Regions from separate parts of the Homo sapiens genome. Here region 2 is linked to region 1. The links are chromatin loops, found by intact Hi-C in ENCODE. Cell type or tissue: PC-9. All regions are shown on one strand. Each heading gives the region's core, and the rest is flanking DNA. Links, peaks and the distances in the headings are about the cores only.

The links. Hi-C counts contacts between places; a loop is a spot of excess contacts. Peaks named below come from ENCODE experiments on the same cell type or tissue, not always from the same donor. Only the 100,000 strongest peaks of a DNase experiment are listed, where the experiment ranks them.
Region 2: a loop joins it to region 1, with 11 times the contacts of the local background. A loop is called at or near these places in 3 of 110 quality-filtered maps.

Annotation. Positions count from the first base shown.
Region 1 is chr14:65,351,652-65,359,983 of GRCh38, reverse strand. It overlaps a transcript of FUT8 not described here. Among named protein-coding and RNA genes, the nearest start is that of MIR4708, 21 kb to the right of the region's middle. RefSeq lists enhancers at 3,948-4,037, 2,858-4,057. In PC-9, for the core only: CTCF peaks have their summits at 269 (motif pointing right) and 3,521; DNase peaks (open chromatin) are centred at 178, 2,753, 3,373 and 6,623; H3K4me3 peaks cover 2,419 bases; H3K27ac peaks cover 7,090 bases.
Region 2 is chr14:65,253,637-65,261,968 of GRCh38, reverse strand. No RefSeq gene overlaps it. Among named protein-coding and RNA genes, the nearest start is that of LINC02324, 35 kb to the right of the region's middle. RefSeq lists an enhancer at 5,995-6,496. In PC-9, for the core only: a CTCF peak has its summit at 5,965; DNase peaks (open chromatin) are centred at 3,388, 5,726, 6,288 and 6,808; H3K4me3 peaks cover 2,429 bases; H3K27ac peaks cover 6,192 bases.

The DNA of each region.
Region 1 (8,332 bases), core at 125-8,124:
GTGTGTGCCTGTAATCCCAGCTACTCGGGAGGCTGAGGCAGGAGAATGACTTGAACCCAGGAGGCGGGAGGCGGAGATTGCGATGAGCAGAGATCATGCCACTGCACTCCAGCCTGGGTGATAGAGCAAGACTCCGTCTCAAAAAAAAAAGAGTGTGCCTTGCAGGGATGCAATCAGAAAATTGTAAACCCACGTTCATAGCTGTATTACTCACATTAGCCAAAAGGTGGAAGCAACCCAAGTGTCAGTCAACAGATGAATGGATAAATAAAATGTGTTCCATGCATACAATGGATTATTATTCAGCCTTAAAAGGGAAGGAAATGCTGACCACAGTATAACATGGATGAACTCTGAAGACATCATGCTAAGTGAAATGAGCCAATCACAAAAAGACAAGTAGTGTGTAACATACTTGGAGTAGTGAAATTCACAAAGATAAAAAGTAGAATAGCGGTTGCCAGAGCTGAGGGGAGGGGAGAATGGAGAGTTTGTGTTGAACAGGCTCAGAGGTTCAGCTAGGGAAGATGAAAAAGTTCTGGAGATGTATGGTGGTGATGGTTGCACAACAACGTGAATGTACTTAACGCCACTGAACTGTATAGTACACTTAAAAATAGTTAAAATGATGAATTTTATGTTATGTATGTTTTGCTGCAATACACAAGAAAATGAATGTGCCTTGTTTATTGGTTTCTTCTCTCATTTTCGACGGGCAGCAGAGCATGTGTCCTTGGGGCAGCCCAGGGATTCCAGCTCAAGCTCCAGATTGTTTGCATCCTTCTTCAAAACTTCACTAAAAACACCATCACAAGAAAACAGTAAGACAAACCCCAAAAGTAAAACAGATGCCCTGGTCTCTTCAAAAGTCAGTGCCCCTAAAAAAGAAAAGATTGGTTCTTAATAGGAAAAAAAACAGTTCTAAAAGACATTTTGGGAGCAACTGAAAAAGTGTGAATATGGACTCAGTATTAAATAATATTAAAGAATAATTATTAGTTATTGTAGATGTGGTCATAGTGTTCTGGTTGTGTAGGAGAATGTCCTTATTTGGGGTAACCATATGCTGTTAAGTATTTAAAGTGTCATGATGCTCAGCAACTTATTTTCAAATTATTAAGGGGAAAATATATGTACTCACCAAACAGTAAAATAATAGCACAAAAAAACACAAATAACAGCAGAAAACAAAATGGCAAAGACATAGATAAAACAATTATTCAGTGTAAATTATGCAGGGCATGGTAGCTCACACCTATAATCCCAGCACTTTGGGAGGCCAAGATGGGGCTGTCCACTTGAGCACAGAAGTTCAAGACCAGCCTGGACGACACGGAGAAACCCCATCCATCTCTACCAAAACCACAAAAATTAGCCGGGCATGCACCTGTAGTCCCAGTTACTCTGTAGACCGAAGTAGGAGGATCGCTTGAGCCTGAGGAGGTCATACTACTGCACTCCAGCCTGGGCAACAAAGTGAGACCCTATCTCCAAAAATGATAATAATAATAATAATGTAAAAAAAGTAAATGATGTATTTAAAGGTGTTACTTGCATTAGTTTTCAACATTTTTGTACATGTGATAATTGTTATTAAAAAGTGTTTAAATATTGAGTATCTATGGTTTAATAAATATTTTTATTAATTTATTTATAATTCACACAAAATAATTGTACATATTTATGGGATACAATGTGATGTTTCAATGCATGTGTATACTTTATAATGATCAACTCAAGGTAATTACTATACTCATCACTTTAAACATTTATCATTTCTTTGTAATAATACTCAAAATCTTCTCTTCCAACTATCTTGAAACATAGACTGCATCGTTACTAGTTACAGTCACCCTACCATGTAATGGAACACTAGAACTTATTCTTCCTAACTGTAACTTTTTACCTGTTGACCAACCTCTCCTGTTCTCCTCCCCTCCCTACCCTCCCCAGCCTCTGGTAACCACTATTCTACTCTCTGCTTCTAAGAAATCAACTCTTTTGGATTTCACATATGTGTGGAAATCATGTGGTGTTTGTCTTTCTGTGCCCAGTTTACTTCACTTAACATAATGTCCTCCAAGTTCATCCAGAAGTCACTATTAAATTGCAAATTTATGCCTTCTCTAGTCAAACCACCATTACCACCAGTTCAGGGTGTACCAGGCACTTTGCTAAAACTTCACACACACTATTTTATGTGATTTGCACTCTGCCTCTATCAAGAGACTATTGTCATTACCCTCACTTTTGCAGATGAGAAACTGAGGTGCAGACATTAAGTAACCTGTCCAAGATTATGCAGCTAGTGAGTGACAGAGCCGAGGTTTACACATAGACAGTCTGGCTGTAAAATAGGTCACATCTTCCAAACTGGAAGCCCTGAAGAAAATTTTAGATACTGAGGCAAGCCTATGATGGAGATGTGTTGGGGGCCCTCAAATCATGGCCATTAAGGGGGTATCTCAACCACCTAAGGGTAGGGTCTGCTTAGGCTGCAGAGCCCTAAAGAAATAGCCTCTGTTCGAGTATTCTAGCAGTGAATCTGGGTATTTTGCCCCTCCCAGGGAAGCTGAGACTGTTTTACAGCTATTGTCTCATCTGTAGCCCTAGGCAGGATGGGAACTGTTATAAATAATTCTTTCTAGTTTCAACTCTGGAGACTTGCCCGAGGCTTCTGGCTCTGTGGTCCACACCTGGCTTCTGTAGACAGCAACAACAGTAACTACAGCAGTTGACATTTTTATAATACTTGCTATGTGACAAGCACTCTTCCAAGTACTTTAAATACACTAACAAATCCCTGCAACACTTCTGTGGAGTAGACATATTATCCCCATTTTAGAGATAAGAACACTGAATCACAGAACATAAGTAAATGCCCAAGGTCACACACCTAGTAAGTGAAGGAACCTGGCTCCCGCCAGAGTAAGTACTCATGGCTTCTATTAATCCAGATGAGACCCAGAAGCTCCCTTCTGGTTCTTACCTCTCCTGGGGAGAACTTTGTCCCAGTGCTTGCCCCTGACCACATGAGTTGAATGAAATCAACTCAGGTGGCACGGAAAAGAGGCCAGCAGTAGTGGCCTCAGTGCCTCTGCCAGATATGTGAGCCGGTGTTCCAGTACCCTGCTCTCTCCACATTTTACCTTTGGGCCTTTGTTTTTTTACAAAGCAGCAGTAACTCCCAGATGGTTTGATATCAGAGGTCATCACCCCACCTTGCTGCCTACTAAGGACATGGTGGCCCAGCCCTAACAAACCACAGAAAACTTGCATGCTTGTCTTCAACGGAAAGAAGAGAAGGCTTCCTGGTGGGCCCTCCCTAATGGAGCCAACCACAAAGCCAGCCATTGGACAGGACTCTAAAGTAAGGAAAGGCAGTCCCCTCCCAATTCCCCACCCACACTCTCTCACCTGCCACGTCAGGAAGTGTAGGGTGAACCTCTTTATACTCAGGTGTTAGTCATGCTTCCTATCCCTCCCAAGGGGGCATCCTAATATGGGATCCCTTGGAGGCAGCAATGACTCACCCAAAGGAATGACGCTGGTAACAGAACGATCATCAAATGATGATAATCGAATGAGGCTTTTTTTTTCCCTTTCTGCTATAGGAAAAAAAGAAAAAAATATATTTTTCTTTTCTTTTCTTTTTTTCTGAGATGGAATTTCACTCTTGTCACTCAGTCTGGAGTGCAATGAGGCAATCTTGGCTCACTGCAACCTCTGCCTCCCAGGTTCAAGCAATTCTCCTCCCTCAGCCTCCTGAGTAGCTGGGCTTATAGGCATCTACCACCATGGCTGGATAATTTTTGTATTTTTAGTAGAGATGGGGTTTCACCATGTTGGCCAAGCTGGTCTTGAACTCCTGACTTCAGGTGATCCACCCACTTCAGCCTCCCGAAGTGCTAAGATTACAGGCGTGAGCCACTACACCCGGTGGAAGAAAAAATTCTATTCCTCTTCACTGACCTCCTAGCTCCCCAGTTAGCTAAGGCTTTGTGTTTAGCGGTCAGTCTTAGTTCCTCATTTTGTCTTGGGGGTAGTGGTGGCAGCAGTTAGCTAATGGTTTCTCTATAATTCAAGGGTCAAACCCAAGAAGGAATTAGATGGCAGTACCCCAGAGGATGAGGTGGGGATTGGTTGGAGAGAAGCTAGGGCTTTGTGGATGAGAGAGAGAATTGGATTCTATGAGTCTGGAGCCTTGCGCCTTTTCTGTAAAGGGCTCTGGAGGTTGCTGGTGTCTAGGGGAGCAGTTGGTGCCTGGAAGTCAGAATGTCTCTGTAGGAGGGGTTTAGGGGCAGCAATCTGATTGAAAGGCTGGGAGGGGAAGAGGATGCTCTAAGCTGTTTACATGGCTACATACATGAAAATGAGAAAATATTAATTACCTACAACAAGGAACAGGGGATGCTGACCTAGATTACGGGGAGAAGATCTAAAGTTTCCTCAACACTCCTTCTACTACCACCACCACTCAAACTTGGCACATGACTAATACCTCAAGGACAATCTCTAACTATATAACCTTGGAAATATCCACAAGGGCCCCTGTGGCAGAGCCTGCAGGTAAAGTAGGCACTTTGAGGTGAAACCTTTTAGTCCAATAGCTGTGTCACATAACAAAAGTAGCAACATTAATAATGGTGGCTATTTTATTGGCTAACTCAATCCCCTGCCCCATTTTGCTATTACCAAGCAGGGCCCCGGATTCTAGTACGGCCCAACAGAAAAGAGGGGATTTCAATAATCATTAATATTGGGGATTGCACCAGCCAGGGCAAGGTGGGGCTCACAGCATGATTCCATTTGATTTTAAAAAGTAAAGTGATGTGCATTTCCTTGCTCCTTGGCGAAGTGGAGCGAATTCCTACCTGTTATTTAGGCATCAGTGAGAGAGTGGTGGAGCGGGGAGGGAGGCAGAGTGATCCTCAAATCACCAGGCAGTAGGAGAAGCTGCCAGGCTCTGCCCTCCTCCATTTGCCTTTAGTTGGCAAAAGACAAATTAGCCCAGCGCCTCCTGAGCTGAGTTTGCAGTGCAGAGTCTGCAAGAATGTTTGCTTGGGGAGCAGCACTGTGCTTTACCTCAGCAGGTGTAATTCCATCACATGATTGTCTTGGATCTGCTTTTCCCCACTCCAGCCTGAGCTTGCCAAGTCAGAGAACGATAGCTGAGAAATAAATAGTTCTTCTCTGTGTCAGCCCAGGAAACACTAAGGGTCCCTTTACACGGTATAGAATGAGCATTTTCTTACTGCTGGGGTTAAAGAAGGCCTCTCTCCCTGCCCTTGAGGCCTACAGCCAGAACTTTCTCTTTGCGGGAAACTCACTGGCTTCCACGGGAAGCCAGACTGGGCCCTGCGGCCTGCCCTGCCCAGCCCATACCCAAGCTTTACAGGTCGCCAACACACCAGTCAAAGGAGGAAGACTAGGGCCTTCACGGGGACACAGAGACAGGGCTAAGTGCTCTACTGCCTTGGAAACTTTCGGTACAACCTTGGCATCTCTAGCCCAGAGAGTTATTTCTATTGCAGTTTAAGGTTACTACCTTGGGCAGGTAACTTTCACCTTCTGGAAACTGCTGACAAGGAAGCTAAATAAGAGGGACCTCCCCAGCCCAAGCCTGGAAAGCTCAGCCATTCAGCCCAGGAGCCAAGATAAGGTGAGCCTGGTCAGTGCCAGCAGCCTGGGCCCACTCATGCCTAAAGACTCGTAGGGTCCCGTGAAGCCAGGTCAGTGTCTGACCTTCCTCTTTCAGGTTACAGATGTTCCCTCTGCATGTCTGTTGCAGGACTAAGCTGGCTTGAGAGACTCTGGGGTTTCTGTACAGCCCTGACAGGGACCAAGAGAAGAGAGACTATCACTGAGTTCTAGGGACTCCTTTTTTATTTTTAGTAGAGACAAGGTCTTGCTGTTGCCCAGGCTGTTCTCAAACTCCTGAGCTCAAGCGGTCCCCCTACCTCGCCCTTCCAAAGTGCTGGGATTACAGATGTGAACCACTGCCCTCAGCTTGAGTTCTTACTTGAAGTTCAGATTTCTGGGCTTTTTCTGGAATGAGACACAGTACAAAACCATAACACTTGATGTGATGTTTCTTTCTTTCTTTTCTTTTTTTTTTTTTTGAGACAGAGTCTTGCTCTGTCGCCCAGGCTGGAGTGCAGTGGCACGATCTCAGCTCACTGCATCCTCTGCCTCCCAGGTTCAAGAGATTCTCCTGCTTCAGCCTTCCAAAATAGCTGAGATTACAGGCACCCGCCACCACTCCTGGCTAATTTTTTTGTATTTTTAGTAGAGACGGGGTTTCACCATGTTGGTCAGGCTGTTCTCGAACTCCTGACCTCAAATGATCTGCCCACCTCGGACTCCAAAAGTACTGGAATTACAGGCATGAGCCACTGCACCCAGCCACTTAATGGTAGGTTTCTTATAAACCTACTGCATGGTTATATAAACGAGATGATAGAAAAGGAAATCTCTGTACTGTTGTCTTCAGTGCTTGTTAAGATACACAGTAGCCACTCCAGTGCGTTAGCCATCTCTGACAGGTGCTAGATTTTCCCCATTTGCTACTCATAATCTGCTCTCCACCCTTCTTTGCCCTGCTCTCTGCCCATGAGGCTGAGTCACAAGGATGACATCAGTAGGCTGCTTTTGCCCTCCAGCCTCTAGGGGTTGGCCAAGGAGGTTGGCATATTTATTTCTCTGGTTCCTTCCTGCCAGGTGGCCCTCTCTATCAGCTTTCTAGGTTCCTTTAATGGGTTCCATTGCCTTGTCCTTACAGACATGGTGGCGGTAGTGGCTCTTGCACTCACCAGCCCAAGGGTAGTGCACATCCCTTTTGCTTTGTCTAAGCCCAGTCCATGCTTTGTAAATAGTGACTTTATTACACTCTTCCTAAATGACTCAATTTAAGGGCATCCTTTTTTTTTTTTTCCAGGCTAGGACACTAACAGATGAAACCTTTAGAACATTTTGCCCTTATTACTATTTCTAAGTTAATATGGGGAAATTTTACTTGACTTTGCCCTCTCCTAACTTTTTGCACATAAAATTTTATTTTCTCTTTTTATTTTTCTTTGAGACAGGGTATACTCAGACTGGAGTGTAGCAGTGAATTCCTGGGCTTAAGCAATCCTCCTGCCTCAGCTTCCCAAGTAGCTGGGACATAACATCTAACATTCCCAAGTAGCTACTAGTGCATAACATCTAAAAAAAAATTTTTTTTTAATTTTAAAAATTAAAATTTTTTTTTGTAGAGATGGGGTCTTGGTATGTTGTCCAGGCTGGTCTCAAACTCCTGGCCTCAAGCCTTCATTCTGCCTTGGCCTCCCAAAGTGCTGGGATCATGGGTGTGAGCCACCGGGCTTGGGCTTATTTTCTCCTGGTATTGCTAGTTTTTTTTTTTTTTTTTTAGACGGAGTCTTGCTCTGTCCCCAAGGCTGGAGTGCAGTGGCGTGATCTCGGCTCACTGCAACCTCTGTCTCCCAGGTTCAAGCAGTTCTCTGCCTCAACCTCCCAAATAGCTGGGGTTACAGGCACCTGCCACCACACCTGGCTAATTTTTGTATTTTTAGTAGAGACAGAGTTTCACCATCTTGGTCAGGCCGGTCTTGAACTCCTGACCTCGTGATCCACCTGCCTTGGCTTCCCAAAGTGCTGGGATTACAGGCATGAGCCACCACGCCTGGCTAAAGTAGTTTTTTAAAATTTAAAATGTATACAATAATTTTTTGTTTTCTAAAAAGCAAGATCCTTACTGTAATTGCTTTCAGGAGATAATTTTAGATAATGTATTAGTTCGTTCCTTGTTGATTATAATAGAATATGTGGAACTGGGTCATTTATAAAGAAGAGTAATTTATGTCTTACAGTTATGACGGCTGGGAAGTCCAGGATTGAGGGGCTGCAACTGTGAGGGGACTCTTGCTGGTGAGGACTTTCTGTAGAGTCCCAAGGCCACACTGGGAATCACATGGTGAGGGGCTGAGTGAGCTCACATGCTTGCTTAGGTCTCTCTTCCTCTTCTTAAAAAGCCACTAGTTCCACTCTCATGATTACCTGCTAGTCTATTAGCCCATTAATCCATTAACCTATAAATGGATTAATCATAAGGGTTGAAACCTTTTGATCCAATCACCTCTTAAAGATTCAATACGGTCACATTTTGAGATTAAGTTTCTAACACATGAAATTTGGGGGACACATTCAAACCATAGTAGATAAATAAGGAAAAAAAAGTCTTGCAAATTTTGCATTTTAAACCAGCACTAACAGGTGTTTCCGACGCATGCTACGGCTTAAGAAGCACTGCAAAAGTCAGCTCTTCAAGCTT
Region 2 (8,332 bases), core at 237-8,236, 98 kb after region 1:
TTTGTGAGGCTGAGGTGGGAGGATTGCTTGAGCCCAGGAGGTTGAAGCTGCAGTGAGCTATGATCATGCCACTGCACTCTAGGCTGGATGCCAGAGCAAGACCCTGTCTTAAACAAACAAACAAACAAACAAAAAAGGGACCCCAGAGAGATTCCCTCACTCCTTCCACAATGTGAGGACACAGTGAGAAGGCAGCTGTCTGTGAACCAGGAAGCAGGCCCTCATCAGACACCAAATCTGCTGGCACCTTGATCTTGAACTTCCCAGCCACCAGAACCATGAGAAATAAATCAGTGTTGTTTCTAAGCCACCCAGTCTACTTTCTCAACACCACAGTCAATGACTCAAATACATGTCCTATGACTCCAGCACTTGAGCTCTTAACTGCTAGCCTATACAGCTATATCCACAGCCCCAGCAGCCAGCTCCTGGCCTCTAGCCCACCTGTCATCTCTCCTCTCACTTATCCCTCCACGTCCATCCAAGACTTACCTCTTTTCTGAAGATTTCTCAGATTTCCCCTTGGTAGGAAGCTCCCAGCTCTTGGATATACTGTGTGCCCCTCTCTCCTGTCCGTGAGTATGTTACCTTGGACTCACTTTGTCTATGTCACACAGAGGTTCTTTGTTTCTCCCCTTGAGAAGGAAAGTTTTTTCCAAGTCAGAGGTGTTGTTTCTCTTTGGTTTCTATCTTTGCGGCTCCCAAACATCCTGGTGGTAGTGATCATTACCAGTTGCTGAGCACCAAATGCTTTACATGCATTGTTTTCCTTAATTCTTACAATAATCCTATTATCCTATTAGGTGGACACAATTTCTGTCTCCATTTTCCAGATGAGGAAACTGAGGCTAGAAGAGGTTAAATGACTTGGTACAGTTACTTGAGGATCAGAGCTAGGATTTAAACCTAGGTCTGTTTAATCTCAAGCTCACATTCTTAATCACATCTGTTTTTAATCATGTTTGGTTCTTAAATATACACTGGAGAGGGAATGAGTCTTAGCCTTGACCAAAGCTCCCAGAGCCATGAGGGCCTTGAAAAAAAAAAAAAAAAGTGAGAAAAAAGGATGTCTGGAGATTTTGCAAGATCTGGGTTAAATTCACAACCAGGCTAAGACACTACCCCCAAGCCCCATGACACTGTCAATCCCCGCATAAACCTGCCCTGTGTATTGTTCGGAGTTCTCCAGAGACTGTGCCTATGTGTCTAGTGCACTCAAGACTGCTACCCCAAGTGTCAGAAATTTTAAAATGAAAATAATAGAAAATTCAGCTGAGTAGAACTAAGCCCTGTTCTAACCAAGCACCTTCAATTTCTCACAGTCACCTGGGCTCAGTGGTAAGGACAGGAGGGTAGAGAGCTGAAGTTAGCTAAGAAATGTGCAAGCTGTTTGCACAGAAGAGAGGACACAGCCTCTACCCTCAAGGTGCCGCCTGTCTGCTCAAGGTTGCTCAACCCCTTTAAGACCATCTACAGAGCAACTCACTAGTGAATGTAAATGTATAATAGCAAAGAGCACAGAGAAGAGAGGATGAGGGGGCATGAAGTTAAAAGGAGTGCTCAGAATGCAGTAGCACCCTTCAGGGAGAGTTTCTAGACATGGCAACAACTAGAATTTACAAAAATTAAAAATAACTTTTCTTGGTACAAATGCAAACACACCCATGACAAACAAACCAGAAAATACAGACAAGCAAAGAAAGGAAATAAAAAAATCCCCACCTACAATCTCACCCACCCAAAGACAACTTCTGTCCACACCCTCAGCACCTTGACAATCAGAATTTGCAGGAGGGAATGTGCAGAGCTGGAGCACATGTTTTGTGTGTGTGTGTGTGTGTGTGGGCGCGTGCATGCATCTGTGTGTCTGTGACTATCTGTGGCTGGAAAGGAGAGGGCTGGCAGTCTTGCATTTTGGTTTATGCTTGGGAGTAAGTGATAATAAATTCATTTGATGGGATCAGAAAGAATAGAATTGAAGAAGAGGAGGACTAATAGAAAATCCTCTCGGAATAGGGAGAAATTTGAAGCAGGCAGTAGTACCAGGGAGTTTAGCTGAATAGTGAGACAAAACAATCACAATAGTCTGGGTGCAGTGGCTCATGCCTGTAATCCCAGCACTTTGGGAGGCCAAGGCAGGCAGATCACTTGAGGCCAGGAGTTCAAGACCAGCCTGGGCAACATGGTGAAACCCCATCTCTACTAAAAATACAACAATTAGCTGGGTGTGGTGGCTGGTTCCTGTAATCCCAGCTACTCAGGAGTCTGAGTCAGGAGAATCACTTGAACCTGGGAGGAGGAGGTTGCAGTGACCCAAAATCCTACCACTGCACTCCAGCCTGAGTGACAGAGTGACTCTATCTCAAAAAAGTAAAATAAAATAAAATAATCATAATAGCAATAACAGTTAACCTTTTTGAGTGCTTACCATATATAAGACATTGTGCTAAGTACTTTGCTTCCCATCTTTCCATTTAATCCTCACAACTACTCTTTCCCTATTTTACAGAGGGTAAGAGCCTTGCCCAAACTCACATATTAAGTGGAAACACACTGATGTTTCTTACAGTCTGCTCTATAGGCTATCTGCATCAGAATGCTCTAAGCTGTTTGTTACAAATGCAGTCTTTGGTTCTAACCTGAAGTGTCTGATTCAGCAAGTCTAGGTGTGGGCAAGAACATTTGGTCCTAACCTTGTTATAGGACCAACAAGTTTGTGTGCCTGCTGCACAGTAACAGACCAGTACACTAAGACAGCAGGGTTTGCAGCAGAGAAAGAGTTTGATGCTCACAGGGCATAGAGCAAGGAGGTGGGAAGGAGACTCTCAAATACATCTCTCCAAGCAGTTTTGAGGTGGGACATTTTTTTAAATTTTTTTAAATTTTTTTTTGAGATGGAGTTTTGCTCTTGTTGCCCAGGCAATCGTGCAATGGCACTATCTCGGCTCCCTACAACCTCCACCTCCTGGGTTCAAGTGATTCTCCTGCCTCAGCCTCCCGAGTAGCTGGGATTAGAGGCATGCGCCACCACACCCAGCTAATTTTGTATTTTTAGTAGAGATGGGGTTTTTCTATGTTGGTCAGGTTGGTCTCGAATTCCTGACCTCAGGTGATCTGCCCATCTTGGCCTCCCAAAGTGCTGGGATTACAGGTATGAACCACCGCGCCCAGCCTGAGGTGGGATCTTTAAGGAGATTGTGAAGGACAAGGGGCTGGAAAATTAGGGTCATAGATTGGTCAGGATACAGGAGATGAAATCATCAGGAGGTGGAAATGGCATTCTTTAGTGAGTCAGCTCCCATGGGGTCCTTCAGATTAGCTGATATCAGTAGTCACACTGGTATGCAAGACCTGAAAGAATATCTCAAATGGAAAACATAATGTTTCATAATGCTTAAGGTGTTATCTCTTTAGCTGTTTAGGGGACCTATAGTCTAGGGTCCACGTGATTCTAAGACAATAGGCAAACAACTGTGTGGAAGCAGGTCAGGCACAAGCTGACCTAATGACTAATGCTGAGTGTGCTGCAAGCTTAGCTTGTTTTCATTTCTCCCCTCCCTTCTTCCCTGATTAATTTTATAAAGTTTGTAGGGATGGTTTCAATCTATTTCGGCAAGTCTAGGTGGGGGCAAAGGCATTTGTAACTTTATTTTTTTTTTTTTTTTATTTTTTGAGACAGAGTTTCACTCTTGTTGCCCAGGCTGGGGTGCAATGGTGCAATCTCAGCTCACTACAACCTCCACCTCCTGGGTTCAAGCGATTCTCCTGCCTTCAGCCTCCCGAGTAGCTGGGATTACAGACATGTGCCACCACGTCCAGCTAATTTTTTGTGTTTAGTAGAAACAGGGTTTCACCATGTTGGCCAGGCTGGTCTCGAACACCTTACCTCAGGTGATCCACCTGCCTCAGCCTCCCAAAGTGCTGGGATTACAAGCGTGAGCCACCATGCCCAGCTGGCATTTGTAACTTTAATAGCTCTCCAGTGTTGTTTTGTCCATCCAAGTTTGAGGGCCACTGATCTTGGATGATGGAAGGGCGAACTTGCATAAGGAGTCATCAGAGGTCAGGAGGTGATACACCTCTGGCCACAGGCCCTTGGCCTAGACTTTTCTGACCGTAATCATCCTGAACTTTGACGCTTTAGCTTCCACAGGCCCTTTTGCAGTTGGGGGACTTGCCTCTGGGTGGAGATCGCTTGGTGCCTCTTGCACTTGGCTCTCTCACAACTGCTCTTAGATGCTTGAACACGAGAGAGTAATTAAATAGGGTCACTAGTGCTCGGTCAGCAGCTAGTCAGGCGTGCCCCTCACTGGCAACAGTGAGGCCAGTAGGGGCAGCTGCAAGCCCTGGGGTCTGGAAGGAAACTGGAACTGACAATCTGAGATGGGCGTGGGGATGGAATCTGGATGGACTGGAGTAAAACCTGGTTTGGGCTGAGAGTCCAAATCATGGAGTCAAAGGAGCGACCAGGAACAAGGTCAAGGATGAGAAACTTGGAGGTGGGGATCACGAAGTAAACAGAGCTGCTTTTGGGGTAACTTTGGTACTTTTCAACTAGATCATATCCCAGTCTGTCTCCGAAGTCCCAAGTATTTTTTTTTTTCTTTTTTTGAGATGGAGTCTCGCTCTGTCGCCAGGCTAGAGTGCAGTGGTGCAATCTCAGCTCACTGCAATCTCCGCCTCCCGGTTCAAGTGACTCCCCTGCCTTTGGGACTACAGGCGCATGCCACCATGCCTGGCTTATTTTTTTTCGTATTTTAGTAGAGACAGGTTTTCACTATGTTGACCAGGATGGTCTTGATCTGCTGACCTCATGATCGGCCTGCCTTGGCTTCCCAAAGTGCTGGGATTACAGGCGTGAGCCACCGCGCCCAGCCAAGTCCCAAGTGTTTTATCAGCACTTTTTCCATGGTGGGCAGCTCCCCTCACTATCTCCACTGCCCCACTCCACTGAAGACCATGTAGCCAGCCTGTACCTAGTGGAGGGCCAGGGACAAGATCACTGCACTAGAATCCAGGCTATCATCTTAGTTGTGGCTCTGATTCTTCCTTCTAAAACGGCAGGTCATCTAACCTTGCTGACTCACAGTTTTCATACCTGTGAAATGGGTATGGTCAAAGAATCTCATAAAGCTGATGAAATAATGTATTCTGAATTATAAAGTGCTATACACATGTAATGACCTGCAGCATGGTTGAGGATTTTAAGGCAGCCTCAGAATATATGATTGATTAGTTATTAAACCAATCAAAACAATGGGAGACAAAAGACCCCATACTTGTTTACTTGAAGATTATCTCCAGGCTGAAATGTTTTGGTCAGAAAGTCACAAATGAGCATGCTCAGAAGGTGCCTGTGAACTGGAAAATGCCCAGGGCTTCTGAGTAACCCACAGTCCCATTCCCCTTAACAAATGCTGTCGGGATGCCGATGAAAAACTGAGCAAGAGCCCAGCTCAAGATCTGAGGTCTGGGGACTCTGCACACCCTTCATTGTCCTTGGGTTAATCATCTGACAGCCCAACATCCAGGAGACAGCAGGCATCTGCAGGAAGGGCAAGGCGTGCTGGCCCCACAAGTGGCAAGAAGGACAGGTAAATCATTCAAAAGCACCACATGAGGCAACCAGGATCAAGGGGCAGCACCCAGAGATCAGGGTGATAAGGGAGGGCTGAGAGAGATAAGGAGCCTTGGTTGTCCCTCCTTATAGCTTCAGGTCACCTTAGCCAAGTCTCCTGGCTTCTCTTATCCTCTGGGCCCTTAACTGTAAGAGTAGGGAGTTGGTCTCAATGATTTCAAAGGTCTTTTCAGCTCTGGGTGGGAAGATACTATCTAAATCCAAGCTGCATGAACATCTGCTGTTCTTGTTTACCTCTGAGCCAAGTCCAGAAGCCCAGGAGTCCCAGTGCCACCTGCAGGGCTGTGGCAGATACAAGCTGCAGGGGACCACCAGGGCTGAATGGAGGGTGAGCTCCACGGAGGAGGCTGGGGTGGGCTGCCAGGGCCTCCTTCCTGCAGAGCAACTCAAAGATCTTTCCCGCATGTTCTTATTTGAAACTTCCCACTCTCTGGTGAGATGAGGAGGTATCGTAGCCCTCCACGTGTGACCACAAGGTACAGCGAGAAGGCTTCTGGAAATGAAAAACTAAGTTTAAGGACACCTCAGGACTTGAGATAGGAAAGAGGCATCCCTGTCACAAGGCTCTCAGGCTGCCAGGCAGGTTTTGCAAGTTTGCAAGAAAGCTTCCCCAGCACTGCTCAGCTCCCACCTTCTTTCTCCCTGTCCCACTCTCATTGGCTGGCTGGCTCGCTGCCACTCAGCCTGGAGTCAGCCCTCCTATTGTGCTCCTCTGTCACAGTGCTCCGCTGAGGCACCTGTGACAAGATAATTAAGATATTAATTTGTTTACTGTGTTTTTCCATTGCCGTCTTTTCCCAAGCAGGTACTACAAGTCAGCTTTTTTGGTTTTTCTTGCCTTACGAATCCTTGCAGGACAGAAAGCAGAGCTGTTTGAAGATAACAGATCTTCATGCCTTGGGTAAAAGTCCTGGCTCCTGATGAGATGATGCAGATACCCAGAGGGAGATAGGCGGGAGGGGGACAGGGAGAGGGGAGCCTTGAAGGACAAGGAAAGACAGAGGAGAGTGCTCAGAGACCAGAAAGATAGAAACCAAAACAAAACAGAAAACCTGTCTCACTCTGAGAATGGAGCCCTTTCCAGAGCCCCAGGAGACATCCAGATCTCGGGGAAATTTTAGGCCTTGGGCATTGAGTCTCCAGTCTCACCAAAGATTTCCTGGGCCCCATGTATGACTCAGCAACAGCAAAATCAACAAACCAGAAGGGATGTGAGGCATCAAAGGAAAACTTAGGGCAGATCACCGGCTGATGACTGGTTGGGAGGCCCCCACACTTTTGCCCAGGTAGGCACAATATTTCAGGGGAGAGATTGCACTTCCAGAATGACAGATTAATAATCTGCCCAATGAACAGGACTGGGGGCTCAAGGTTAGATTCATTTTGATTTAAAAAACGGAGGCTGGGCGCAGCGGCTCATGCGTGTAAGCCCAGCACTTTGGGAGGCCATGGCGGGTGGATCACCTGAGGTCAGGAGTTGGACACCAGCCTGGCCAACATGGCAAAACACTGTCACTACTAAAAATACAAAAAAAAGCCAGGTGTGGTGGTGCACATCTATACTCCCAGGTACTCAGGAGGCTGAGGCAGGAGAATTTCTTTTTTTTTTTTCTTTTTCTTTTTTTTTTTTTTTTTTTTTTTTGAGACACAGTATCGTTCTGTCGCCCAGGCTGGAGTGCAGTGGCACGATCTTGGCTCACTGCAACCTCCGCCTCCTGGGTTCACGCCATTCTCCTGCCTCAGCCTCCCGAGTAGCTGGGATTACAGGCACCCCCACGGCCAGCTAATCTTTTTGTATTTTTAGTAGACATGGGGTTTCACTATATTGCCCAGGCTGGTCTTGAAATCCTGACCTTGTGATCCACCCACCTTGACCTCCCAAAGTGTTGGGATTACAGGCATGAGCCACTGTGCCTGGCGAGGCAGGAGAATTTCTTGAACCTGGGAGGCAGAGGTTGCAGTGAGCCGAGATTGTGACATTGCACTCCAGCCTGGGTGACAGAGCAAGACTCTGTCTCAATACATAAATAAATAACAAAACAGAAATACAAACAAAAGACAGAGAAATCCAATTTTCCTACCTCAGCTGGGTTGTAGAGTCTCCCCTGACATGCAGAGAAGAATGAATGACCCCTTTGTCCTGGTCCCCCCAGCCTGTGAAGATACCAGTTACACCTCCTTAGTACCCAAATCTTAGCTCTAAGCTCCTACCAGTTAATGCAGGAAATCTGTCCCATACTCTCTGTTGGTTAGGATGCCTTAGCCATAAGTAATAGAAAACACAGATTCAAACATGTAAGGAAATGTATTATCTCATATAATAGTTAGTCTAGAAGTAGTGGGTTCCAGGTGTGGTACGATGAGTGGCTCAAGGTGTCCTCAAGGAGCCAAGCAGCCTCCATTTCTCTGCTTTTCTCTCCGCAGGACATTGGCTTTTTCCTTCAGCTGGCTCCCTTTGTGGTAATACGACGTCTGCACCAAACACAATAACACGCAGAAAAAGAAAGCTTTCGTGTTTTTTCAGAAGCATGGAAGCTTTTACCAGCAGTCTCCTGTAGAATCTTCTTTTTGTACCATTAGCCAGAATTGGATACATGCCCATTCTTTAGCTAGTCCCTCCCAAGGGGAATGGAATTACCATGGTTGATGTGAAGGGAAGCTAAAGAGTCAACCTCAAAGAACACTTCAAAATAC